7 separate regions of the Homo sapiens genome follow, and regions 2, 3, 4, 5, 6 and 7 are each linked to region 1. The links are chromatin loops, found by intact Hi-C in ENCODE. Cell type or tissue: Caco-2. All regions are shown on one strand.

The links. Hi-C counts contacts between places; a loop is a spot of excess contacts. Peaks named below come from ENCODE experiments on the same cell type or tissue, not always from the same donor. Only the 100,000 strongest peaks of a DNase experiment are listed, where the experiment ranks them.
Region 2: a loop joins it to region 1, with 2.9 times the contacts of the local background. A loop is called at or near these places in 4 of 110 quality-filtered maps.
Region 3: it touches region 1 in a loop (2.5-fold over the local background); 9 of 110 quality-filtered maps call a loop at or near these places.
Region 4: a loop joins it to region 1, with 4 times the contacts of the local background. A loop is called at or near these places in 3 of 110 quality-filtered maps.
Region 5: it touches region 1 in a loop (19-fold over the local background); 28 of 110 quality-filtered maps call a loop at or near these places.
Region 6: a loop joins it to region 1, with 6 times the contacts of the local background. A loop is called at or near these places in 5 of 110 quality-filtered maps.
Region 7: a loop joins it to region 1, with 2.7 times the contacts of the local background. A loop is called at or near these places in 2 of 110 quality-filtered maps.

What each region holds. Positions count from the first base shown.
Region 1 is chr11:104,607,809-104,611,808 of GRCh38, forward strand. It overlaps LINC02552 (long intergenic non-protein coding RNA 2552), which reads right to left and starts at 1,494. Exons shown (of 4, transcript NR_120585.1): 1 at 1,429-1,494. In Caco-2, a CTCF peak has its summit at 1,587 (motif pointing right); a DNase peak (open chromatin) is centred at 1,603.
Region 2 is chr11:104,252,092-104,256,091 of GRCh38, forward strand. It overlaps the pseudogene RNA5SP348. Among named protein-coding and RNA genes, the nearest start is that of PDGFD, 90 kb to the left of the region's middle. In Caco-2, CTCF peaks have their summits at 2,477 (motif pointing right) and 2,679; a DNase peak (open chromatin) is centred at 2,490.
Region 3 is chr11:104,944,939-104,948,938 of GRCh38, forward strand. It overlaps CASP4 (caspase 4), which reads right to left. Exons shown (of 9, transcript NM_001225.4): 6 at 3,595-3,738; 7 at 2,145-2,254. Among named protein-coding and RNA genes, the nearest start is that of CASP4, 22 kb to the right of the region's middle. In Caco-2, a CTCF peak has its summit at 2,216 (motif pointing right); a DNase peak (open chromatin) is centred at 2,183.
Region 4 is chr11:103,925,834-103,929,833 of GRCh38, forward strand. PDGFD (platelet derived growth factor D) reads right to left here. Exons shown (of 7, transcript NM_025208.5): 6 at 1,079-1,293. Among named protein-coding and RNA genes, the nearest start is that of PDGFDDN, 21 kb to the left of the region's middle. In Caco-2, a CTCF peak has its summit at 1,901; a DNase peak (open chromatin) is centred at 3,548.
Region 5 is chr11:105,860,812-105,864,811 of GRCh38, forward strand. It overlaps GRIA4 (glutamate ionotropic receptor AMPA type subunit 4), which reads left to right. Exons shown (of 17, transcript NM_000829.4): 5 at 1,213-1,397. Among named protein-coding and RNA genes, the nearest start is that of MSANTD4, 160 kb to the right of the region's middle. In Caco-2, a CTCF peak has its summit at 2,153 (motif pointing left); no DNase peak of the experiment used is centred here.
Region 6 is chr11:104,839,603-104,843,602 of GRCh38, forward strand. No RefSeq gene overlaps it. Among named protein-coding and RNA genes, the nearest start is that of CASP4, 130 kb to the right of the region's middle. In Caco-2, no CTCF peak of the experiment used is centred here; no DNase peak of the experiment used is centred here.
Region 7 is chr11:104,750,301-104,754,300 of GRCh38, forward strand. No RefSeq gene overlaps it. Among named protein-coding and RNA genes, the nearest start is that of LINC02552, 140 kb to the left of the region's middle. In Caco-2, no CTCF peak of the experiment used is centred here; no DNase peak of the experiment used is centred here.

The DNA of each region.
Region 1 (4,000 bases):
TGCTCTCCTCATAACCTTTTATTTTCTCATTTTTCATTTAACCATTCCTGGACCTCACTCTCATCTTGCAATATCTAATAAGCCTTTACTAAGGACTGAACATGTGAGGGCCAGATTTGTGAACTGGACTTTTCTCTCTGTAGATTTTTCAATTAGGTTTTCACAATGCCCTAGTTTCACTGAGTCAGTAAAACTCCCAGATGTTTCCATTCTTTATGTATCTCTCCTTGTATCCCTCATCTCTGTCATAATTTTAGAGACCCTCTTGACATTTAAAAAATTTGGAAACAACAGTTTCTTATTTCTGCCTAAGAAGACTTAAGATATTTCTGTAAAGATTTGGTTGGACACATATAGACATTTATTCCAAATTAAATCAGTGGTCTTCTTCAGATTGAGTTCCAAGCTGTAAACTTCAAAGGATAAGTTCTGCTTTACTAACTGTAATGCCAAACCAATTATTTTATAAAAACAATTAAATTGTCATGAACATAAGATTTCATATCCTGAAAGAATAGGAATAAGTTCTATTTTCACAATTAGTTTTCTATGTATAGTCCTCAACCACAATGCCTGTGAACCACCATCCTGGGAAATAAACTTTTCTTGAGATCTCAAAGCAAATGAAGACAAGTAACCAGCATGGCACAAATGCTTCTCTGCTACTACGTGGATTCTTTTATAGACACTGATTATATATTAAGATATTAATTTTATCCATTTACACTCATCAAAAAAGAAATATATGGTCCACATACTTAAATTCAACTTCTTTCTTAGAGGCAATGGACTAAGTACAATCACAAGCAATAGACAAACATCATAACTTTAATTTTTGGCTGTAAAAATGGAATAAAAACAGTAATTGTATTCATCATCGCTTGATGAAGTCTTTAAAATGTTACTTTTATTCTAGGAAGAATGTAGGCAACCTCTAAAGGGTTGATGTGGCAAGAAAGACACTGATATTTTTTCTGGGAAAAAAATACCTTGGCTCTGAACGAAAAAGAATATTGCTGAAATTATAGTTAGGAGCCTAGTTCTCCTATTGTTAGAGCTCTTTTAGGACATTTTATGATATTTTCTACAAGCACAGGACTGTGGCTATTTAGCTTGGTTTCTATTATGCCTTTCTTGGCATCATGTAGGATAACTAGCACATCTTATAGGACACCAGTGAAAGACAAAATAGACAACACAAAAATCGTATGGCATTCCTCAAACTGTTTTATGTGAAAAAGAAAGGCTGTCTTATACTATTCAAATCCCTAGACGAATATGTCAAAATAAGAGTACGAGAGGAAGGGGTTATTTCAAGGATATCCCACATATAGACAACATGGTGCATTGTGACATCGTTATATAAATATTAATAGTGCCAGAATACTAATCCCTTCATCGGGGAGGAAATATTCTAAATTCACTTACCTCTTGCAGCACTTTCCTACATAGTACTGTAGACACAGCCCATTGGCATCCTAGAGATGGCATTCTGAAGAGAAAGCAGGATCTCAACTCCTCTCAAGGTGTTCCTCCCTCCCTTGAAGGTCAGGATGTCTTGTGCTGGCACATCCTTTGGTGGGTCAGTAGATGGCAGTGTGTCTGAATCTAGTATGTATGGTAGGGGAAAGCTTTTTAGCATTTCCCAAGAAAATGAAGGTTTTGAAAGCTGTGAGGCAGCATGGGGCCTAGTGCATGGGCCAGAAGACTTGATCTTTATTTCTGGCTCAACTCCTGAATACATTTACTTGAGTAAATGGACACCAGCCACTTAACTTTTGTGTTCTTTGCTTTCTTGAACTTGAAATTAGACAAAATACTCTGCCTCTTCCCATCTCCCTCACAAGGACCCTGTGAGTTTAATCAGACTTCAGATTAGTTTCCGTTCTTTGAAGAAAAGACTCCTTATGAATTTGCTATGCTATTTATAATGTCAGTGGCAAAATTGATCTGGGTTGTTCTTCTGGGACTTGAAGTAAATAAACACAGAGGCATTTGGCAAGAAGGATCTTCTGTATTTCTGTGCCATAAAATGTTGGTGTATTTTGGTTTTAAGTAGCAGCACTGGATCTCAGGATGCAAAATTATTCTTGTTACTTGGAATTAAAATAACTTCCTCCATTCCATGGAACTTGACAATTACGGAAGGAAGCCAATAGGCCTCTGGCACCTTCCCAATTTAAATTTAAACTGTTCACTGCAAGTACAGATTCAATCAGATACAATCATTTTCACTTTTCCCTGCTATTAAACATAAGAATTTTCACTTCAGCATTTTACTACAAAGGTGGCACTCTGATAAATGTTAAATGAAATGGTAAGTAGGAAATACCATTGAAGGGTTGAAAGATGATTCTTTTTCCCAACAAGATCCAGCTGTGCATGAATTCACTGGAAGTTAGAATAGTTAGAATCCTCAACCAAAACATACCTTCAGCTGCATGGCACCAAAATGGGTCATGACAAGATCATGTTGGGGCAAAACAAACTTTAACATCTCACCTGTCAACCTGGCTCTGGTCACGATCAAAGCTAAGCTTCTTTGAAGAAGCCTTGCTACTTTGAGGCTGGTAACAAGGATCAAAAAGGGATACAATAAATAATACTATTTCTGGACAGGTAGATTCTGATAGGGAGGTCTAGCGTATTTCTAATACAGATGCCTACCTCATCTGGTCTTCTTGGAAACAAAAAATTATATTGTGTAGGATAGCCAGAAATCTACCTGCTATATAAAAAGATAAAATTGTAAAATGAAATGGATGTCATGTTTGAACACATGCCATACCATCATTTTTAGGTAGCAGCCTTTCAGGATATAGACAAATATATTTGGGATGGTTTCTGGGTGTATAATCCATTGGAAAAGCTATTTTAATATAAAAATTCACTGTCAAAATATTAATAAACAACTAGTCTTTTTTCAAATCTCTTGTGCAATAAACATAGATTCAAGACAAGTGATTTTTGTCGTGTCATCTTATTTGTAAGACATGTCTCTCTAGTTGGATAGTGATTGGCTTGTTGGTTTGAACGTCAGGAGGTTAAAATCTTAATTTAAATATGCATTAGTATTAAAATATGTTCAAGAGAATGTCACATCAACCTCAACCTCAAAGTACCAATTATGTTGTTTGGGTTCCACATTTGACACTGTTCTGACTAAACTGATATCCCCCGTTCAGAATTTCTAAAAATGCCTCAGATCTCAGTTTCATAATACATTCTATGTAAAGTAGAAACATTAAGAAAAACTGAATTATAGAAACATAATTTCATAGTTTCAAGGACATAGAAGTCAAAGCATACTGCTTGAAGCTAATGAACAATTATAAAGATGTAGAAGCCAGCACATTATTAGCATTAGGTTAGAAGAAATAGACAATTCTGTAACCACTCAACAGGATGGATTCAAAACAAAGAAATTGTTAAGTTTGGAGTTTAATTATAAACACTAATTTGTAACTTGGATGAGAACAGTAACTGTTTTTAATCCTTAGCCAGTGTTTTATTTTTTTCCCTGAAGCCGCTTATTGAAGAAAATAAATGACGCAGGAAAAGCAAGGGGAATAACTAATAACCAACATTTTATGCATATATATGTGTAGAACTTAAGTGAGAAAAAAACTGATGGCACCATAGTCAATTTAAATAAGATAAAACGTATCAATCAAGCAGTCAACCATAAATCTCTAAGAAACAAGAAGCCCATGTACAAATTCACGGAAACATGGTAATTGATCTTTGTTGATAACGTTGAAGCACTTTGTGATTCAGAAAAAAAAACAAATTTGGAAGTTATCGTATACATAATATGGTTTTACACATAATATTATGTATATTTTATTACATTTTATATTTTTAGATATTATTCATACCCAATTTGTGGCAATCCTGTGAATCCGATCATTGGTAAGTTAGAATAGTTCTTTCCAGGTAATTATTTTTAATTTACTATTTTCAAATAATTTTAAACTTTGGTAAAGTGGTTTGCAGAGAT
Region 2 (4,000 bases), 360 kb before region 1:
TAGTTGAATTAGATCCCATTTGTCAATTTTGGCTTTTGTTGCCATTGCTTTTGGTGTTTTAGACATGAAGTCCTTGCCCATGCCTATGTCCTGAATGGTAATGCCTAGGTTTTCTTCTAGGGTTTTTATGGTTTTAGGTCTAACGTTTAAGTCTTTAATCCATCTTGAATTGATTTTTGTATAAGGTGTAAGGAAGGGATCCAGTTTCAGCTTTCTACATATGGCTAGCCAGTTTTCCCAGCACCATTTATTAAATAGGGAATCCTTTCCGCATTGCTTGTTTTTCTCAGGTTTGTCAAAGATCAGATAGTTGTAGATATGCGGCGTTATTTCTGAGGGCTCTGTTCTGTTCCATTGATCTATATCTCTGTTTTGGTACCAGTACCATGCTGTTTTGGTTACTGTAGCCTTGTAGTATAGTTTGAAGTCAGGTAGTGTGATGCCTCCAGCTTTGTTCTTTTGGCTTAGGATTGACTTGGCGATGCGGGCTTGCACCCGATCTCGTTTGATCTCGGAAGCTAAGCAGGGTTGGGCCTGGTTAGTACTTGGATGGGAAACTTCGACTTTTTCATCACACTTACCATAATCTGTCAGCATACAGCTCCATTAGGGCAGGTGCCATAAATTAATATGAGTTATAAAATAAATGAATGAACACATATAGTGACTTATAATTGTAGTCTGTGAGTACACATATACTCTCATCCCCTAAAAGAGGCAAACGACACATTACTGATATTTATTGAGAGCCTTCTCTGGGTTCAAGACAGTTGTAGGGATATACAGACTAAAAAGTATTTTATCTTTTATGTTCTGATTTTGAATGCATGGGTGAGACAAAATAAATTGTAGCAAGCAATATAAAATTGCATAATTTAAGTACTGTAATTTTAGTTTGAGAATTCAGAGAAAGAGAGAGAAATCAATGAGAGCTGGTCCTCACTGAGAGCTTGATGGGATTCTAGGCATCTTCAGTACCTTAAAGCATGAGTGTATTTTTGTCTTCTTGTATTTGAGTACTCAGAAATTTGAAGAGAATTGGGACTGTCACTCTATTTTAAGAAATAGTCTTATTTAATAGGCCAAGGTCCTTTACATGTATGTGTAAAGTAAATCTCAGAGATAGTTTAAGATACACAATCCACTACTACCATGTGCCTTGCTGAAGTAATTTGAAACCCATGTGGTTTAGTTTTGTGATGGTGCTGTCTTCACAGATGATACAAATGATAAGTTTTGATGCTGTCAGTCTATGTCCAGGCTTTACAATGGAAACTATGGTTACTACCTGGTCCCTGCATTTGCAAAGGAGTGCTTAGCATTTGGTATACGACTAACAGCAAGTTCTAGATTTTAGCTCCTTTTAACCTTCTAGTCAAACTAAGCCTTTGATAACCCATTTTACTGAAATAACCAATGCCTACATTATCAATTTTAAATTATGAAAAAATACTTAGAGCAATAAGTTCAATGGCAGCTTTTGACCAATAACACATAAACTTTCTTTTACCTATGTTGGAAATAATTTCTGTCTCAATAAAAAACAATATCAAAGTATCTTGCCAGAATTATTCAATACTAGGTAGAGGTTTTTGGAACCAGTTATTTCTTGCAAATGTATTATTTAAAATGTGTATATTTTTATATTCATGCTAAGTTAGAGTAGCCTCCAACTGAACCAAACTGACTTAAAATCAATTAATTATTCACTGCGAGCTATAATGTTTTAAAAAAGTCACAGATGCAAATTAGACAATTTGGTTCATGATAAACTAAGATACTTCACTTGCTGAAAAACCTATTTCTTCATATAATTCTATGGATTTTGTATTTGATGTGCTTCCACATTTTTAACACTGCTTTGCCATGCCTTTGTGGACTGCGATGTTGTTTTCTCTCATTCAGAGACCTGAAAAACTAATTAACTCATTTGAACTGGATGACTAAAGTGCAAAAGTAATCTGTCACAACTAAAAACATAAATTCAATGTTTTTTCCCATCACAGTCTAGTGCACTTTTTTCTGTAATGCAGTATAATCAAAAGATTATGAACTTTGAGGTCAGACCAGAGAGCAAATCCTGACTGTCACATATTTCCTATATGACCATCAAGTGACTTCACTTCTCTGAGTTTCAATTGCATTGTCTATACAACAACAAAGAGTTAAAAAAGAATAAGACCTATTATGAAGGCTATATTGAGATTGTAAGAGCTTGGAACATATGAGGCACTCTTCCTGGAATGTTTCCCAGCCCCTCTCTTCTTCAAAATCAACTCCAGGATTATCTAACCACAATGATATAATGCAAAGGGTTTTCGGACTGGGAGCAGTTTTTGTCCCTGCTCTGTCACTAACTCAGTCTTTAATCTCAAGCAAGTACATAAGTACATTCGGAATTTCAGTTGCTTAGTGCATCAGTAACAGCCCAGGCCTCTCAGCTCCATAGTCACCCTTCATTGTCCGGCTTCACCAATAGAGGGCGCTGGAAGGACACTGGAGGAGAGAGGGGCTCTTCCTGGTTTGGGGTGTGCTCATTACTAGCTGACTCCCGGAGGGCAGGCTGGCACCTTCCAGTGGAAGACTTCTCAGACCCGGGAGGATAGATTCCAGCGAGGTCCACCACGCAGCACCTCCACAGAAGTCCCTGTCATCCAAGGCCTACACCTACATCCTTTCCAACAATGTCTGGGCTCTTCCAGATTGGCGACTTCATTGAACACTCTGCTTTGGTCCTCGAGGTGCGACTGCTCCCTTTATTTCTTGCTTTCCTGTTCTTCAGAGTTCTGAATGCTATTCCCCCCACCCCAGTAGGTAATTCACTTATATTGTAAATATTTCTTTATATTAAACATTGTTTAACTTCTATCTCTTGGTTAATACTCTTAGGAAATAATTAGGTTACATGGAATCATCAATAAGTTTTTAAAAAGTAATTTTAATCTCTGATATTCAATGAGATTTAATAGAATATGCTCTTGGCTGTTCTTGGAGAAGTGTGCCTCATGGATGTATCCTTAGGCATAAGTTATTTTGTTGTGTTGCCAGGGAGTAATGTGAGAAGTAATTAGTTACATCCCCAAGAGCACTTACTATGGTAGGGATGCTACACTATAGATAAAAAAAATATATCATTGGACCCAACATGCAGAGAACAATCCAAAAGGTGATACACCAATGTGTAATCTGTGCAAACAATAATCCAAATGTAAATGAACAGCAGGTTATTTGATCATTGCATGCAGAATCCAATTAAGAGTGAGGTATGGTATAAAGACCCAAAAACGAACGGAATGAGGTAAGAAGTAGAGATATATGGATTAGAATCAAAGATGGTTTTGCTTGAGAATCAGACCAGTTGACTTAGACCAATAGTTCTCAAACAATGATAGTTGTAATTATCATCTGAGGAATATCTGCATTAACAAATGTGTCCAAATTTTAACCCAGACTGACTGAACCATCATATCTGGGGTTGGGAATTAGCCTATGAATTTTCAGAAACTCTCTACATATTTCTGACGTATTATTTCCTCCTCATCCCCACGAGTTAATTAATAAATAAAAAACTGTTCATGGAGAACATATTATGTGCAAGAGACAGTGCTAGGTACTGAGCAGTATAACAAGCTCATAAAAAAGACTTTGTGCTCAAGGAGTTTGTTGTCTATTGGAAAAGCAAGAAAAGTAGACTTTTAAGTAATACACAACTCCTTCAAGTATGTGTCAGCCATTATGCTAAGCATTTTATTTACATATCTCCTTTAGTCTTGAAAATCCAGTAAGGTAGGTAAAATTACTAAAATTACTTATAGATAAGGAAACTGAAGCTCAGAGGTTAGGTGATATTTTTTCCTCTTAAAGAGACATACAAAGCATTATTAGAGTATAAATGAGGAAGAAAGAAAGTTCTTTATGAACAAGGGGCCACTGAGGCTTGAACACTAATATTTTTGAGTTCTCAAATTTTGTCTTCTAAGGAATGGAAAAATTATTTGAA
Region 3 (4,000 bases), 340 kb after region 1:
ATGAAGTGAGCTTGCAGGTTTCATAGAACCAAGCCCATGGGCATTCTAACTCCTCAACATTGTACCCTACCTCTTAGAATTGCCACTCCATGTCAGACTGTATGCTTTACATCAAAATAAACACCTCATGTCTAATCCAAGGTCTTTCAACATTCATTTCCTCTATTTTCCATTTCTGACCTACAGATCTGACAATAAGTTATCCCTTGAAAACTATTCATGAAAACCAGATAAGGAAGGACTCTGTACTTTCAACACTCACCAAGGCTGATTCCTCAATTGAAGGAGAATTTAATCCCAGTATCTTATCTTTCTTTTTTTTTTTTTTTTTTAAGATGGAGTCTTGCACTGTTGCCTAGGCTGGAGTGCAATGGTGCAACCTCGGCTCACTGCAACCTCCGCCTCCAGAGTTCAAGCAATTCTCCTGCCTCAGCCTCCCAAGTAGCTGAGGTTACAGGTGCCCACCACCACGCCTAGCTAATTGGTTTTTTGTATTTTTAGTAGAGACGTGGTTTCACTATGTTGTCCAGGCTGGTCTCAAACTCCTGACCTCATGATCCTCCTGCCTCTGCCTCCCAAAGTGCTGGGATTACAGGCGTGAGCCACCGTGCCCAGCCCCAGTATCTTATCTTTAAGACCCAAACACTGAACAACTTTCATATCTCCACCACCAAGCTGATCTTGTAGTTTTTTTGCATCAACTAATTGGTAAGTCTACTTATCCTAAATCCAGAATTTTTAGTTCCTTTTTCTATGAACATCCTTGAAAGTACAATGTCTAACTCCCACTTATCCAAGAAGATTTAAAAGATTTAACTTCCCAGATCTCTATTCACAGGAGCTCTGTCTCAATTTATGCTGCATTTCCTCCTCCTTCTCCTCCTCCTTCTTCTTATTTCACTACTTTTCTTTCTTTTTCTTTTTTTAAGACAGGGTCTTACTCTGTCATCCAGGCTAGAGGGTAGTGGTGAAATCTCAGCTCATTGCAACCTCCGCTTCCTGAGCTCAAGCGATTCTCCCATCTCAGCTCTCAGGTAGCTCGGATTACAGGTTCCAGTCAATATGCCCGGCTAATTTTTGTATTTTTTGTAGAGATGGGTTTTGCCATGTTGCCCAGGTTGGCCTCAAATTCCTGGGTTCAAGCCACTCCACCCTCCTTCGGACTCCCAGAGTGCTGGGATTACAGGAATGAGTGACTGTGCTGGTTCTGGATGGCTTTCTTCTATAAACGCCAGAGGTGTATCTTTCTTTTCCCGCAGGAGTTTTACTGTTCTCTACAATTTTTACTTTATTAATAATTATACTATTCTGTGTTAATACCAATCCCATTTTCTCTTTAAACAAGAGGGTGCATTTATCTGTGTATTTATGCATGTATTTATTCAATAATTATTAATTGAATATCTGCTACGTGCCAGGTTTGTTGAATTGCTGAGCAAATCCCTGCCATCACGAAGTTTGCATGTTAGTGAGTAAATACAAGTAAAAAACCAGACACATAAATAAACTATTAATATTTGCTGAGTGGGTAGATGTACGAGCTATGGAGAAAAATAACATAGGAAGTAGTGGGAATAAGGAATGTCCCAAGTTGGGCAAGAAGTAGCAAACCTTTCCTTCTGCACTTTTTTATTGAAAGAATGACTTCTTTTTTGTTCCCTCTCACATGTCTTTATGGATCCTATCACAATCTGTAAGCACATATTTGTTTGTTAACCCACATTTTCAGTATCCATATCTCCCACGAAAATGTGAGTCCTAGATAGGATTACGTCATGTAGGCCTCATTTACCCCTCTGTCACCAGGAGGAAATCCATGACCTAGCAGACCACCCAGATTTTATTCATTTAATAAATTAAGAAATAAAAATTATTTCAAAATATTTTTCCTTCTCTAAAACTTAAGAACTTACGCTCCATAACATAAAGCTTATGGTTGATATTATTTTATTTTACTTTGATCTTCTGCTGGGATATATTGGAATTGTCTTTTCCTTAGCCATATTTTAAACAACTGAATGACAGAAACTGGGTACCTCTCTACTTTCACTTCCCTGACAAAAATTGTCATTGTGAAGTAAAAAGTGAATCATGACAAATTCTTCCTGAAGAAATAAATGAGTAACTAGAAAAGAGACACTTACCTTCCGAAATACTTCCTCTAGGTGGCAGCACCAAGAATATTTCTGGAAGCATGTGATGAGTTGTGTGATGAAGATAGAGCCCATTGTGCTGTCTCTCCAGGACACGTTGTCTATAATGATACAGATGGGTATGCCTTGGGCTATGACTTTCACTATGTTTTTGTTCATATTTTTGTTTTGAGAATGTTTTTAAAAAGAAAAGCATAGCTTGGGAATTATCTTTACAGATTTGTAGGAAGCACTTACAACCTGACATTTACCTACTTTCCACAGAACGTAAACAGAAAACCTAGCAAAAGGTGATCAAAAGTTGCAGTTGGTAAGCATTGCAAGAGATTGTGTATTGAAGAAATTTTGATTCTTGGGATTGGCTTTCTACTACAAAACTCATGTTCATTCTCTCAGCTTTTATAGGGGCTTGAGAAATAACTAGAATTATCCCACTTTACAGAGGAAGAAATAGAAGCACAGAAAGATGAAGGAACTTCCCCATGTTCACACAGTGAGTAAGCAACAAAAAATTGCCACCAGGCTCCAAAGTTGTTTGCAGATTATGCCACACTGTCTTTCACCGTATAATAGAAATAGATGAACACATGACAAGTTTCAGTGATAGAAGCTGAAAAAAGTGATAAAAATCTATTGTACAGGGTGGTGCCAGTAGTAACCAACATTGTGTTATGTACTTGAAATTTGTTAAGAGAGTAGATTTTATGCTAAGTATACTTCTCACACGCAGTCACGGAATGATGATAATAATAAACAGAGAAGTGTAAGAATCTTTTGGAGAAGAGAGATATGTTTATGGCATAGATAGTGGTGATGATTTCAGGAGTACATAGAAATCTCCAAACTCATTAAGTTGTATACATTAAATATGTAACATTATGTATGTCAATCATACCTCAATAAAGTGGTTTTAAAAAATAAGATTTAAAAATATACAAATCAAAAACAGTTAAATGTACGCTCCTTAAGATAATTACCTAGACATGAAATACTAACCAGTGTTCCCTGAGATTAGACCTAATCAGCCCCACCCTATCATTTTCTACTTGTTTTAAAGGGTATCCACAGTTCTAGCAGGGCATGCAATGGCACTGCTCATTGTAGAATCAGATGTGAAATATGGAAAGAAGACTTGAAGTTGATCATTTGAGAAAGAGAAGCCATTCCTGGAATCCATAAAAACACTATGTAAAATGTTAAATGGGCTTAATAAAAAAAACAGAATTCATCATCTGTTTAAATGGTGAGTGGTGAATGGGTTTCCATGTATCGGGTTGCTTTAGGAATCTGTTCTCACGGCACACATAAGATCATGTAAAATATGTGGAGAGCACACAACATTCTATCAGATCATTGTTTCATAGGGATTCTTGATTTTCTAGATTCATTCAAAGATGGCCTCAGGCCCACAAATCCCTTACTGCCACTGAAAGATACATACGTGGCGTTGAAGAGCAGAAAGCAATGAAGTCCTTCTCCACGTGGGTCTTGTAAACAGCATCTTCCTCTAGGTTCTCAGATGACTGTGAAGAGGCCACTTCCAAGGATGCTGGAGAGTCTCTGACCCACAGTTCCCCACGGTTTGCTATGGAGACATTAACTTTCTGCACACTGCTGTGCCTCCCACAGAATGGCTGTCACAGTTGCCCACCTTGTTCTTTTTGAATGTTCATTCTTACTAGTTTCATACATACAGACCCACACACATACAAACACACACAGAGAGAGACACACACACACACACACCACTTTTCTTTCTCTCCAGTGTCATTCAACAATGTGCCTACTGATAGTGAAATCATCTTGAATTTACCATTTTCTAGAAAAAAAATCTGTTTTCTTTTGAA
Region 4 (4,000 bases), 680 kb before region 1:
TTCTCCCGCCTCAGCCTCCTGAGTAGCTGGGATTACAGGTGCCTGCCATCACGCCTGGCTAATTTTTGTATTTTTAGTAGAGACGGGGTTTTGCCATGTTGGCCACGCTGTTCTTGAACTCCTGACCTCAGGTGATCCACCCACCTCGGCCTCCCAAAGTGCTAGGATTACAGGCGTGAGCCACTGCGCCCGGCCTATCTTTTATGCTCAATAAAGTGCTATATATTACTAGTGATAAGAAAAACCATAGACCCTGGAACCAGTGGATTGGAGTTGGAGTCCTGGCTCTGTGATTTACTGACCAGGCCATGCTGGCCAACTTACTGATCCTCTTAGGGCTCAGTTTACTCACCTATAAAAAAAGAATAAAAATAGTGACATTTTTACAATATTGTTGATGGGGTGCTAAATGAGCTAATGATTACTTACAATAGTTTTTGTCAAGCAATAAATGCCATTGTTACTATTATTAAGGTTATTGTGCTCTTTAAGTTTTTGTTCCTCCTATATTCTTTTACTTTTGTCTATTTTTGCATAATCCAAGAGCTGATTCCCTGAGTAGCACTTAATAATAGTTAAAATAAACTGAGCATTTCCGGTTGAAACATACTTCATATTTAGAAAATAAAAAGATCTTTGACAATTTATATTTTGCTATCTTTATTGTGCCAAATTTATTAAATGATATAATTGAATTAAGGTTTTGCTTATGAGATTGTGCCGTCATATCCTGTAAATGAATAACATCATATTTCTCTTTTTTTCTGTCTTTCTGCAAGTAGGTCAAGCTCTGAAATTACTGTATCACATATTTGATTATATATTCTAACAATGTTGATGTTGATCCACATGGTGTATTGTTCAAATTAGAAAAAACAGTGCCTTCGTCAGGATAGGATTAACCTGTCATCAGGACACTTGGCTTGGCAAACCTAGTGTGGGTAGAATTTCTGCTCCTAATCAAACCCTGGCTGGGTGCCCTTGTGCAGTGAACAACCTGAACAACTGTATGCAATGGCCCTGTCTTCCTGAATCCTATAGATTAAGCATTGCAACAAGAAATCTAAGAATGACATACCTCATGATACTTTTTCACGGTTTTCCCTGAATTGCATGTGCAGGACCTCCAGTTGACAGTTCCACAGCCACAATTTCCTCCACAGCGCTGCACGAGGAGGCAACGTGGAAAGAAGACCACATTGGCCAACTTCAGCTCTTCTCTTATATTGACCGAGTAATTCCTGGGAGTGCAACTGTAACGCTTGGCATCATCATTGAGCCTATCCAGGTCAACTGTAAGCAAATACATGCACTGTGTAAGCAAACACAACAGTAAGCACAATTGCTCAGCATGTGTTTTGGGGAATAGAGTGGGAAGATTCTGTGAGGACAACTTTAATCCTGGGATTAAATCCATCCTCAGGCTCTCAATTACTGGGAACCTAAAGTAAAAGACCTAATTTCTCTCTTGATCCCATCTACCCTTTGAAAATAACAACAAAAACAAAACAAAACAAAAACCTTGGCTAAAATTCATGTCTTGGTTCAAATTTCCTTGCATCTTTTTTATGCAAAAAAAGTTCAGAGGAAAGAAAATGAAACATTTGGCAAATTAAAATAATTGCCTTTATCTTCAAAAAGACAAAATAAACTGCTTCTTCATTCTAAATAAATCCTGACTCTAAGCCATCACTTAAATATAATTTAAATTATATCTAGGACACATTAGAGACAACCACTGTATTATATTTACCTGGCAGTGAAATTTCACACATAAATGTAATAAAGAAAAGGGTTTTAGTTTTATTTTTAACTTCAAAGTTAATCAACATGTTAGAGAAAATGATTTTTTTGTGTGTGAATATGGTGCATATTTGTGCACTGGGTCCTAGATGGCAGTATAGCATAGTGGTTAAGTGCTTTGGAGCCGCAGTAAAGTTACAACTGCCTTCAATCACATCATGGCTATGTTTCCTTTTAGTTGGAAAGTTATTTAATGGCTCTGAACTTCTGCTTCCTCATCTATAACATGTAATCATTTGAAGAATTGAATGTAACGTGCCTGGCACTCAATGCCAGCTATTCTTACTAATCTTGATTCATCTGAATCTCCCCCTCTCACATTCTTTTCCTTTAAAGTCAAATGGACAAAATTTAAAAATATACTACGTCTTTCTCCCTCTTTATGTTTTCTTCTTTGGACATTATATAAATGATTATCAAGGGATATGGTCAGTGGGACTTCTATGAACTAAAAGCACCACAATATTTTCAAAGCTAAGTCATAAATATTTACTTGAATTCAATTCGCATTATTGTGTTACATAAATTAGATTTGATTTCGTGTTCTCCAAGTCCATCCAATTATCCATCCATTTGGCAGCCAAATCCTCTTATTGGTGCATACATACATGAGTATCTTCTCACAAGAACACAGTTAGAAGCAAGTCCTTTTGTCTGCACAGAACCCACCACCCTTTCCCAATGCACGCCCTTGTGTGCACCAGGCCACCACAGAAGGAATCCCATGAATGTTAGGCAGTTATCACCATGTTCATTCTAAACTCTAGCCCTGGTAAATGTCTTAGGCTTAAACTGAAACTGCTTAAGGAGAAGGAAGAAAAAAAGCCTTTGGGAGCAGAGGTCAAAAGTCAAGGACAGTGTCAGTAGAATGCATCTAAGGAAAATTGCAGGAACAAGTGTGGACCATGAGTCCACTAACCGCATCCCTGTTTGTCTTTTTATATCTACAACTGTGCTTTGATTCTCAAGGGCAGGGATTTATCCCCAATTGTCATACGCTGAGCCCAGGATACTGTGGGAACTAAATAAATGCCAAATAATCACTGTGCATAATTTATTGCTGTTTTTTTCTTCCTTTGTAAAGACATGTCATAACTTTAGCTATAATCAATCCAGATTTAAATTGAATGAACTCTGTCTTGGGAAAGGAACCATTTTATTGCTGCTAAAGCCCTGAAAATAACTGCAAGCAAAGCAGAAAGGATTACATAAATGGATTAAGAAGTGCAGCAATCATCCATTACAAGTGTCACCTTGAGATAAATACTGATGCTGGCCTGTGCATTCCTGGGCTTGTGAACAGGGCTGATGCAGAGGGCCAAATCTGCTGCTTGTGATAATGGGAAGATATTTGTCTAACACGGAGGACTAAAGAGGTACAATTAGCAGGAAGGGATCGTGATGTGTGAGAAGGCAGAGAGGGACAGGACGCAAGCGGCAACACTGAGTCTCTGCTTTCGTTCAGCCCTCTGCTGAACTATGTCATAACCTTACAGATATGACTACATTTAGTTGTTCCCCACCCATTTCAAGTGAGTATTATTTGCTAAGAGTTAACAGTAAATGGTAAAACTGGAATTGAAGCCTTTCCCCCTTTTGCTCCATAGTCTCTGTCACTTTAAGCAGAATAGAGGGATGGTCAGTAAGCCATTAGTTGAAGGAAGAAGACCAGTGTTATGAGGGCTGTACTGGACTTTCCTGTCTGATGTTGAACCAGGGTTGGGTGGTGAATGGCCACATCCTTATCTTCAGAAGACACCCAAGCCAAAGTACAGCATGCCTTCCCTATAGGAATTCCAATAAACTCCAAAGTGCCCTCCACAAACCAGGAGAAGGCATGTAAGCCTCATTCTATTTGAAACCAAACTCCTCACATTGTATAACTCTTTGACTAGCATTGGTTACTTTCATTTCTTACTCACCATGAGGAGATTCACAATTCTGTCAGTTTTATGCATCAATTCACTAATGTCACTAAGAACTGTGACCCAGTGTGACTGCTGTAGAATCCACCTGCCCTACATATCAGGCGATTGAAATCACCGAGGCACTCAATTTAGAATTAGAACTGAAAGGTTGTTCTGACTGGATGCAAATAACTTCAAAGCGTGATTGCAGACTTTCTGCAGGGGATATTGAGTTTCCAGTCAAAGAAGACTGATAAGCCAGTGCAGCAGAGCAGGGAGCCAGACAGAGG
Region 5 (4,000 bases), 1.3 Mb after region 1:
AGCCAGGTATGGTGGCACGCACCTGTAGTCCCAGCTACTTGGGAGGCTGAGGCAGAAGAATTGCTTGAACCCAGGAGGTGGAGGTTACAGTGAGCCAAGATTGTGCCACTGCACTCCAGCCTGGGCAACAGAGCAAGACTGTCTGAAAAAAAAAAAAAAAAAAAAAGAGAGATGGAAAAAAGGCAGGACAATCAAGACAATATTGGCCTGAAGATATATTGCATTTCCTGAAGAAATGCAGGAATTATGAGTTTACAGCTTCTGCCTTAACCCAGGTGCTTGGACCAGGTGCCTTCCCTTCCACATGCAGAGAGAACTAGATCAAGAACAGGGTGAAGACCATTCATTTTATTCTCTCATGGCAGGCTGTCTTCACGTAATAAACACCCCCACCTGCATCAGTCTTGCACGCTCCTTCTCAACCTTCAAGACCCAATTCAAGTTGTTTCTCCTCTGTGGTATTTTTCCTTGTTCCATCCAGACAGCTCTAACCAAGCTTTCCCTTGGGCCAAGCCTTTACCTTGAGTCCGGCTACACACTTTTTAAAACTAAGTTTCTGTTGTTTATTTGGTCATCAGTCTCTTACTGATTAGGAGTACCAGTGCCTCACCTAGTGGTTATTCAACTGATCCCCAGTCTATATCATTCACCTGCTGAGAGAGGAAGAGTTAAATAATGCCTCTCTAATATGCACCTGTCCTCATCAACAAATAAAGCACCGAGAATAATGAGTCCTCAATAAATACTGTTGTACTGTTTCTTTTACATCTTCTCTTCCATAGTTGAACCAAAAATGTTGTACTACCTTGTTCAAGGGGAAAGTCAAACAGTTGTTCAAAATGAGTTCCATCTAGTGAGTAAAATAACAAAAAGGGTTTATGAAATTGCTATTGACTACAGATGGTGGTGGATTTGGTTTGGGGTTTGTCTCATCAAAAAAATGTCTACAGCAATGCAATGTTCTCCAGTAAAGAGATTTTGAGAGCACAAGGTATGGTGTTGCTACTTCATTCAATCAACATTTTAAGAGATTTTGTTGCCATGACTAAAGAAAGTAAGAATAAATTATTCAGAAATAACCACACAGACTTTAAGTTTCTAAGCATTCAGTATATTTTGGAACATAACAGTGTTGATATAGGCTCAGTACCTGCATACATCATTAAAGGGGAGTAAAAGCATGTTTTTAGTAACTTTTTTTTTCCCCAATAGGATACTCGATACTCCAAGCTATTATGGAAAAAGCAGGACAAAATGGTTGGCATGTCAGCGCTATATGTGTGGAAAATTTTAATGATGTCAGCTATAGGCAACTTCTAGAAGAACTTGACAGAAGACAAGAGAAGAAGTTTGTAATAGACTGTGAGATAGAGAGACTTCAAAACATATTAGAACAGGTAAGTCCTAGATTTTATATTTTTAACCTAGACCCTATACAGAAAAATTTAACCTTTGATTGACTTGTCCCCATCAACATCTTCTCCCAGCTTTTAATTTGGAGTGTGAGGTTTGAGAGTTTTCATTCCATGACTATCTTCAGGACCAAATCACAATCTTTTATCACCAAGGACCTTTTTGGTTCTTAAGTCTCAATGTATTTAGAAAGCTATTTCTCACATATTCTTAAGACTTGAATGAGTGAAAGACTCTGTGTGAATCTTGAAGAGCTCTTGGCCTCCAGTTTTCGAAAATATTAATGTTGAAGATTAATCCCATCTAAAAATAGTACAAAAATTCTAAATTTGTGGGTGCACCATTTTTAGAGGCACACTTACTTTAGAGAAGTGCTACATGAGAAACAGCAACATAAATTACTAAAGCAATAAAATAAAAGAAAAGTCAGTGGAATACTGTATATAATTTAGTGGAATACTGTATATAGCATGTTTTCTGCTAGGTATTATAAGTCAATACATTACTACCCCAGTGGAGATGGTTTTCAACTCTCCTCAAAATGGAAAAGTCCTTGAATAAATGTTTCAATAAATATTTGTTGATTTGATTTGAAGCAGCCAGGAAAAGATTAAACTGAGCTTTGCCGTTGTATTAAATGATAGGAAAATATCATCAAATAATGGATAACATCTGCCTTTCCCTACCCCTGCAGATCATGATAAAGCTTTAAAGGCTCTTTGGCCAAAATTGCAGTGAGTGAATGCCATCTAGTGGTTTTAGAAATGCTTGCTCATATTATCTACAATACGTTAGTTCAGCCAGACATGGGTAATATAATTTTTTGTTGGTTAGTTTTTTACATATAGCTTAACTGCATAATTATATGACTTGATTTCCATTAGTAAACTTGCCAATTTGGAGGTTTATTTATAGGAATAACTTTAGTATTCAATTGTAAGAATGAAAACCAAAATATATTTCAGAGATTCAGCTTTACTATTTGCAGGCAAGGGACTAGATGTCTTCAGTTTCCTTCCTCAACTATATTAGCATTTGTAAAAGTGAAAAGTAAAAGAAAACAAACAAACAAAAATGTTGTATTGCTAAAGTCTAAAGAAGCCAGACCATAAGAGGAAATAACAGAGTATTTACTTCCTGTCGTCCCTTTGTAGAAGAAAAAGCTAAATATATATATATATATACTGAAGAAATATATATGTTATTTTGGGAAATATTAATTAAAAGCCTATACATTACTCGGGCTTATTCCTAAGAGAGTCCAAAAAATTTTTGAAGTTGTAGCTATTCAATGTATATGAAATTTTTAAATGGTTAGTTACAGAATCCAAGAAAAATCTTTCTTCTTTCTTAAGCAATACAGCCACTTTACCTCCGACTCCCATTTCCCTCCCTCCCACTCCTGCCCCTGTATTGAGAGTTTGAGTTGTTTGACCTGAACAACTGAAGCTTTGTAAATAACTCACGATGAATCCCACAGAGCAGCCAATTCTAAGAACTGCCTGGATTGCCAAGTTCCTGTCAGAGGGTGAGTAAGGCTCAGAAAGACCCTCCACTTAGCACCTGTGCTTAAAAGACCAAGTCTGGAGGAGGCAATTGAGTGCCTAAAGCACACTGACCCATTTCAGAGGCTTAGCTGGTTTCTAAGAAGAAAATTGGCACACCTGGGTGCTTTGGATAAACTCTGAATAAGCCGTAAATGAGCTCCTGCTAAAGAAACTGGACATCTTATATATTTTTTGTCATATTAAAGAAATTAGAAAACTTGAGTGTCTACCTTTTCTATTCTTCTTGCCAAATTCTAAAAGGTTTCTTTTCTATCATGGTTGCATGGTAATAATAATAATAATAGTAAGAGAACTTTGTCCATTTAAAATGCCTCTCAGGTATAAATCTCATAAATTGCAATAAAGTCTACTGCATTGTGAGAAAATAATGTACTCTTAATTGTCCTATAAAATTTTCCTCCAAGAAAAGCTGTGTTTTTATTCTGAACATGCTGTTGTTGTTGTTTACTATCTGTATTTTAATTCCTTGTAGCTCTAAATGAAACAACTTTCAATGTTTTCTTGGTTTTACTCTTGGCTCTTCCACAAGAGCTAATCCATACTTTGTCAGGGGTTTGTACGTGTATCTTAAGACCCCTGTGTTTCAACATCCTTTTTCATAAATTAAGATAGCAAAAGAAAACAATTTCAAAAAACCAACCAAAGCATTTTTAAAAGGTAAAAAGTTAAATGCTAAATAATCTTGATTAGAAAAATGCCTTTGAAAAGGTGGACTTTTCTCAGAAGATGGTGAAATTAATACAATGATGATAAAGTTCTAGAAGGATGGACACACTTCATATTAGTAAATTTCTATGGCCGGGCATGGTGGCTCACGCCTGTAATCCCAGCACTTTGGGAGGCCGAGGCAGGTGGATCACCTGAGGTCGGGAGTTCGAGACCAGCCTGACAAACATGGAGAATCCCTGTCTCTACTAAAAATAAAAAATTAGCCGGGTGTGGTGGCACATGCCTGTAATCCCAGCTACTCGGGAGGCTGAGGCAGGAGAATCACTTAAACCCAGGAGGTGGAGGTTGTG
Region 6 (4,000 bases), 230 kb after region 1:
TCTTCATGTTGGCCAGGCTGGTCTTGAATTCCTGACTTCAGGTGATCCACTTGCCTCAGCCTCCCAAAGTGCTGAGATTACAGGTGTGAGCCACTGCGCCTGGCCGGTATTTCTTGTCCTCCTGTTCTGTTTAACTTATTTCTCCCTCTTTCTACCTTTTTTTTGATTTATTGGTAAATTTATGTGTTTTTCTTTTTTCTTTCATGATTGTTTATTAGCTATAATTATTTGTGGTGTTATTGTAGTTGTTGTTTTAATGGTTATAGTATACATGTCTACCTTATCATAGTCTACCTTCCACAAATATAATACCATTTCACTTTTAGTATAAAAACCTTACATTTTCATCTTTTCTTTCCTGGCCTTTGTGGTGGTGTTGTCAAACGTTTTACTTCTACATGAGCTCCAAATCCAACAATATAGTGTTATTATTTTTACTTAAACAGTTAATTATCTTTTAAAAATTTTAAATAAGAAAGATATATTTTATGTAGTTATATTTCTGGCGCTCTTTATTCAATTGTGTAGATTATACTTTCATCTGTTATTAGTTACTCCTCCGGTAACACATTTCTTTTAGTTCAGACATACTGATGATGAAGTATTTTAGCTTCTGTATGTTCAGCTATTATTTCTTCAGCATTTAAAAATACATTTTGCTGGGTACAGAATTCTGGAATGATAGCATTTTTACTTCACTACATTAAAGTTACTCCTCAACTGATGTCTGATGTTCAGTTTTCTAATGAGAAGTCTGTTGTAATTTTTCATCTTTTTTTTCCTCTGAATATACTGTGCCTTTTTCTCTGGCTCTTTTTATCATTGGATTTAAGTAGTTGGTTAAGATATATTTTACTACAGTTTCCTTAATTTTGCTTGTGCTTGATTGAGATTTTTCGTGAACCAAAAATTTGGAAAAAATGGTCATTATTTTTTGCAAATGTATTTTCTGCTTTTCCTCTGTCTTTTATGCTTCAGGACTCAAATTACACCAGGACTCAAATTGTCCCACAGCTGATTTATGCTCAGTTAATGTTTTTCTCATCATTTTATTCTTCTCTGCTTCATTTTTGAATTGTTTATGTTGCCATCTCTTCTATCTTTTCTTATATAAGGTATAAATTACTATTATTAATCCCATCTAGTGTATTTTGCATTTGAGACACTGCTTTCAACTCTAGAAGTTTGAGTTAGGTCTTAGCACTTCTCTGCTGAACAAGTTCAATTTAGCTAATTCAACGTATGGAATAAAGTTTAATAACTATTGTGATAGCTTCATCTATTCTATTTTCTGTATTTTTCAGGGTCAGTTTAATTGATTAATTTTTTTCTTGCATATATTGTATTTTATTGTTTCTTTTCATATCTGGTAATTTATACTAGATACCAGATACTGCTAACTTTATCTTTTTGGGCGCTGGATATTTTTGTATTTCTACATATATTCTTGAGCAGTTAATTTATGTGAAAATAATTTGATCCTTTTGGTCTGGCTTTTAAGATTGTTTTAATCAGGACCAGAGGAGTTTTTGTTTACAGTTAATTTGACTTCACTTGTGAAGCAATTCACTTCTGAGTTACCTACCTATACACCCAATGTTTCATGAATTTTAAGTTCCCACTCTGGCTGATGGGAATAGGCATTATTCCTCTAATTCTTTTGGCTGTTTAATCTCTGGTTTCTGGTGGTAACATCATATGGCATGAACTGATCAGTATGAGTGAAGGCTTGAAGAAACCTGCATTTCTCCAGACAGCTTCTCCCCCTACTGTCTTCCCCCAACTCTCTGCAGCTTTATTTTCTGTGGCACTAACCCCTGCGAATTCTAGCCACCCTTTTCTCTTATGGAAGGAGCTATATTACTGGCTTCTTCTCCTCAGCTCAGGAAATCACAAGATTCTGCCCAGATTTTTCCTCATTGTACTATAGCCTTGAATATATCTCTTCCTGCCCTCCCCCTACCCTCCCCAGCTTTATTCTCTCTGGCACTAACTCTCTGGTGAAAATGCTAGCCACTCATTTCTCTTATGGAAGGAGCTACATTACCGGCTCCTTCTCCTAGAAGGAAATCACTAGATTCTGCCCAGATTCTTCCTCATTTTACTGTAGCCTTGAATATCTCTCCAGGCAATAAAGTGAAATAATCCTGAGATTCACCTACTTTACTTCTCATCTCTCAGAGATAAATATCTTTTATTACCTGATATATAGTATCATAACATACAGTTTTGTATTTTTATGTGTCTTTTATTTTGGTTGTTTTGGGAAGAATAGTAAATCAAGTTCCTGTTTCTCCACATTGGCTAGAAGTAGAATTATTTTACTCTTTTAAATATTTGACTGTACAATATGCTGAAAATCCTAAAATCCTTCTACACTATGTGACTGGATATAGACTTTTTTCCTATAATCATTTGAGAGCCAATCAAAAACCTTTCTAAAAATGTTCAGATTTATACTGTCAGAAATGAAAAGCTTTTGGTACTGCCTCACGAGGATTTGAGGATGAAAGATAGAGGTTGTGAAACAAATTAGGGATTTGTCATTTCTTCATAATGTATATGATTGCACAATATTGTATAATCTAAATTTACATACTTTTGAGTATGTTTAATAAAAGTGGGAATAGAAAAACTAGAAAGGATAATATTTGAAGTTGATTTTTTAAGGTTACATAAAATTGCCATGGCATGGTGACTGTATTCGTCTGAGTTTCCCTGTATGCCAAGATTTAGTCATAAACTTATGAAGAAAGAGATTTCTGGAAGGTGATTAATCTATCCTCCCTTATTCTCTCTTTTCCTCAACAATTGCCTTATTTCTTTCTTACATTTTCAAATATAGAACATCTTCAGAGTGCTAGAAGAATATACCCAGGTTACATACTTGAATCTCATGTTCAAAGTTGGAATTGTGTCTGCAGACTAAGACAGGTGGTGCTGATTCTCAGTTTGAAGATGCATTGTGTTAAAGTAATTTGAAAATCTGATTCAAATAAATAATATTATGGGTTTTCTTCTTTTGAGTTAGGATGGTAAGTGGCTAAGAGTGTAAATCTTGGAGTAATTATGCCTAAATTTTAAACAAAGCTCTTTTGTATTTGCTATGTGAATTCAGACCTGCTACATAATTCCTCTTTGTTTCATTTTCCTTGTTTGACATCATTATCTATCTCATGGAATGGTTGTGAAGATTAAATGATTTAATACATCTGGAACATTTAGAAAAATACTTACATAGTATGTAAGAATGTTTGGCTACTCTCATTTTGTTAGTTGCAAAGTAGTTAATTTTTCCTAGATAAACCTATCAGCATTTTAATATTACCACAATTATTTTATTGCCATCTGCTAATTACGTAATTACCTTACATCTATATAGAGAAAGATCATTATCATAATAACTATTCAACAGTAATCCCAGGAAGTCTTTGTAATTAACAGAGATGGAGCCAAGTTCTTTTCAAGTAATATATGCTCTCATCTGACCCTTTATAACTTTGGGAAGTATTATTCATGAAATAGTATTCACATGAAGTCTATTCAATAATCACAATCACTTCATTAAGCACATTGTAGAAGAAGAAAAGCCTGTATTTTCTTCTTAAATATTTACATGAATTTTATTAAAAATAACGAAAAGATTGTAGTTGAGTCTTCTTGTTTAGGACTATATAAGAAATGATTTCTGTGTAGTGTGTCGAGGCTAACTGAAATGCAAATGTCTGAAGGTCTAGGTATGACCACGATTCTGAAATAATGATGTTCAATGACCCAGCTGTCTCCTGAGGTCTGTTATAGTGTTTTCCGAAGTGTCTCTCTGGCATTGTTGAATCTATAACTAGTAACTGGAAAAAACATATTTCCTATGTCTCCAATACACACAAAGAAAAAATTAAGATATGCCATGAGGAATTTATTGCTTTAGAAATCTGCTCATCAAAATAAAAATTAGTCATTCAGAAACAATAAAAACTTAAGTCTTTTAATGCATGTTCTT
Region 7 (4,000 bases), 140 kb after region 1:
TTGTGAATGTGCTGCAAAACATCTTTCCCCAACAGGGCTTTTAGAATCATTTGCCTCTGCTAGTGCTCCATTATTATTCCCTTGCTTCCCAACTACCACCTATGGGCTGGGAAGTTGGTGCTGACCCGGTATTGTGATTCAGGTATAATTCTTGCCTGCCATTCTTCTAGCTCTGCCCTTCTCAAAAAAGTCACTGTGTGTCTCTGCCCCCATAATGCTAAGCGATCTTGGCATTAATGGTAAGTATTTGTCTGCAGACAATCAATGTATTTTTTTGTTGATGGCAATCTAGCTCCTTTTACGACAGTTTTTAAAACAAAAGTTTGTAAGTATTCTTGCAAGAAAAAAGGTGATAAATTATGGTAATTTATTTGGTTATTCTATAAAAAGGCAATTTTATTCATAATGTAGTTCTAGTATAATACTTATAGTACCATCCTAAAATTTCAGTCCTACGGCAGGGAGAGGTGTTTTGTGTAGAAAGGAAAAAGCACATGGGCAAAAGGAGGAGAAATTGCAAAGAATGAGTTTGTCTTCTTCCTCATTCCTAGTTTTAGAGATGATAGGATAATTTTCAAAGCAGGGAAATTTATACGTTTACATCAATTTTACTTCCTTCCTGGAAACCCTTCATTCAGAGGTCAAAGGTTTTAATGGCTGTAATAAATTAAAAGTGGGCCAGCCCAAATCTTTTTACACTCCTTGCATTATTAATAGGTGGGATTGTAATTCTCTTCCCTCTAATCTGGGCAGGGATTGTCCAATGGAATAATGTATAAGTGATTGTTCTATTAATGCCATACTGATTTTTAGACCTAGGTTTAAGAAACTTAGGCAACATCCACTCCTTGTCCCTTGAATACTTACTCTTGGATCTCAGCTGCTCACTCCATGGCAGACTAACCAGCTCTGTGAAGCCTTTACAGAAAAGAACTAAGATGTCTGACAATCCTAGCCGAACTCTTAGGTGATAACCAGCACCAATTTGGCAGCCATAGGAGTGAACTCATTTTGGAAAAAAACATCGTTTAGCTCCAGTCAAGCTGATGCAAAGAGACCAGTGATTAAGTCCCCCTGCCAACCTCCGCACAAATGACAGGTTAATAAGGAAAACAGATTATGTGTTTTTATGCCCAGAAGTTTTGGGTGGTACTTTATGCAACAGAACAGTACTCTTTGGTAAGCATCTTCACACGAATCGGGCTTGCTATTTCTATAAGAGTGTTTTATACATACCTGCACTAAATGAGTGCCCTCTCAACAAAGCCACCTCCCAAGAACTTCCCCAGATCAATGTTCACCTTCTTTTAGAGCAGATGGGCTAATTATTTGTTAGAAGGAAGCAATTTGATTGAAGTAATTCTCAACAAGGCTTGACTGATTAATGTGTATTTAAGCCACTCAGGAAGATTTAATTGGCAACATGTCAACCAATATAATAAAATAAATTGAAAAAATAGTACACAGTATAGGGAAAGTTATTGTCAGATGGTGGCCATAGTTTACAGAATACAAATTATGCAGACTGTCATTATGTAATAGTTTGGGCCTCTGAATTGAGTAGGTTAAATCAAGGATATGCATCTTGTGTTAGTTACTAGAAAAGGGGCACCTTATAGTGTATTGTGTTGTATTGTAAAATAATCCCTTGTTTACCTCTGTGCCTAGGTTGACTATTCCTTTATGGTAGGAGTGAAATCTACTGCCTCCATGTATGTTCCACCATACCTAGTACAGTGTATTTTGTATGTTGTAGGTATTCAATAAGTGTTTGTTTATAATATAATATAATAAGAAACACACCTGTATACATATTTACCATTTGTTTGGATGTCAAAGTGTACACAGACTTTACAAGATATTAACATAATATAATCAAATTGATATTATATCTTGCTTTTTTCTTTATTGCACTGGCTAAAATGTCTAATGCAATGTTGAACATATTGATTAGTTATAGTTCCATTACATTCATTGAATGACCCCAGACTAGTAATATTGTACCATTCTTTTTATTTATTTCCTGAGTCACTTTTCTCATATTTCAGTCAAGGTTTTTGCATTTATATTCATGAGATTGGCCTGTGATATTTTTAACTGTAATTTTTAAGTCAGGTATTGTTATCAAGTTTAGGCTATCCTCATAAACAAATTAAGAAAGGGTCTGTCTTCTTATAATTTCTGAGATAATAAATATATGCTAGCAGTCATCATAAAAGTCATTTGGGATTACATTTTCCTTTGTAGGAAAGATTTTTAAAATGAATTTAATTTCTTAGGTAGTTATGGGACTATTCATTATAACCACTGGAAAGAAAAAACATATTCACAGATGATATATTTGTAGAAACTTCAAAGATAAACTATTCATTGATATTAGAAATAATAATTTGGTTTAATAGCTTGCTGCATACAAGCTAAATTCAAAGAACATATGTAAGAAAAAATAAAGTGAAAATTTAACAATAAAAGATACTATTTCAAATAGCATCACAAATATGAAATCCCAAGTCATTAATGCAGCATATATTTTATGGCCACTCATGGAAAAATTATATTTTTAAAAAATTTATAGAGGATGTTAATAATTAGATGTATTTTGAAAAAAAATTGTAATGATCCATACTAAAAAGATGCCAATTCTCCTAAAATTGCCTATACATTTAAGGCAATTACAATAAAAGTTCCAGCAATTTTATTTGTTTCTGACCACAAGTTAATTCTAAGTTTATAGCAATTTGTAAAGGGTCAAGAATAGCTATCATAAGAATAAATCAATAAACAACAGAACAACATTGGTAGTGCAGAAAAAGATCTTAATTTAGACGGATATGTGATTTATGACAAAAGTAGAAGTTGATATTCATCTTTTAAAAAATATAAAACTTGGCCTCTACTTCAAACTGTTTCCAAAAGTTAATTCCAAATAATTAATAGACATTTATGTGAAAGAAAAAAGAGCAAAGCTTTTAGAAAATGATCTGAGACTATTTTTAGTGAGACAGGTTTAACCATGTTGGCCAGGATTAACATAAGCTTGAGGTAGGTAGGGAAATTTTTACAAAGGGAACACATAAAGCACTTCTTATAAATGTAATTTAATGAATTAGAATACATTAAAATTAAAAATTCTCTGTAAATTCAAACTAAGAGTTAAATGGTAATCCGTGAAGTAGACAAAATAATTCTAACACAATAATTAACAAAGGGCCTGTATCCTAAATATAGAAAAGTGTCTAAAAATCAGTACAGAAAATACAGAAAATCCAATAACATGTCAATGGAACAGACATGTTACAAAACAGCATATCTACATGGCAAGTAAATATGTGAAGAGATAATCTCATTGGTAATCAAAAGAATGTTGATTAAAATTGTAATAGAATGTCATTAAAAACCAGTAAATGAATAAAAGTAAATAGACAAACAATATGGAGAGGCAAGAGGTGGAGCAGCCAGAATCCTTATGCTCTGCTGCTCCAAGGTAGAACTGGCACAGTGACTTTCAAAAACGTTTTAACCAGTATTTACTAAAGCTGAAGGTGTATGAGCTTCATTATGATTCAGCAATTCTACTTCTGGGTATACACCCAGCAAAAACAACTGATGATACATAGATGATAGATAGATAGATAGATAGATAGATAGATAGATAGATAGATAGATAGATAGATAGGGAAGTTGGCATTATCTTTTAAAATCACAGTTATATATACCCTTTGACACAGAAATTTTATCTCTAGTCATTCCAAAGTTTTACTAGTATGTATGTGAAAGGATTATCCACTGCTGTATTACTAAACAGGTTCAAAATCCCTTATCTGAACCTTTGGAATAAATGTGTTATCAAATAGAGATTTTGTGTTTATTTTTAGGAGGATACCACCATGCGTATGTCATCTACTACATTATACCCTCAGTAGGATTCAGAGCACAACCCCATATCTAAATCACTGCCACTTCTGCAGTGAAATGTGTGTATATTCACACTAAGTAGAAT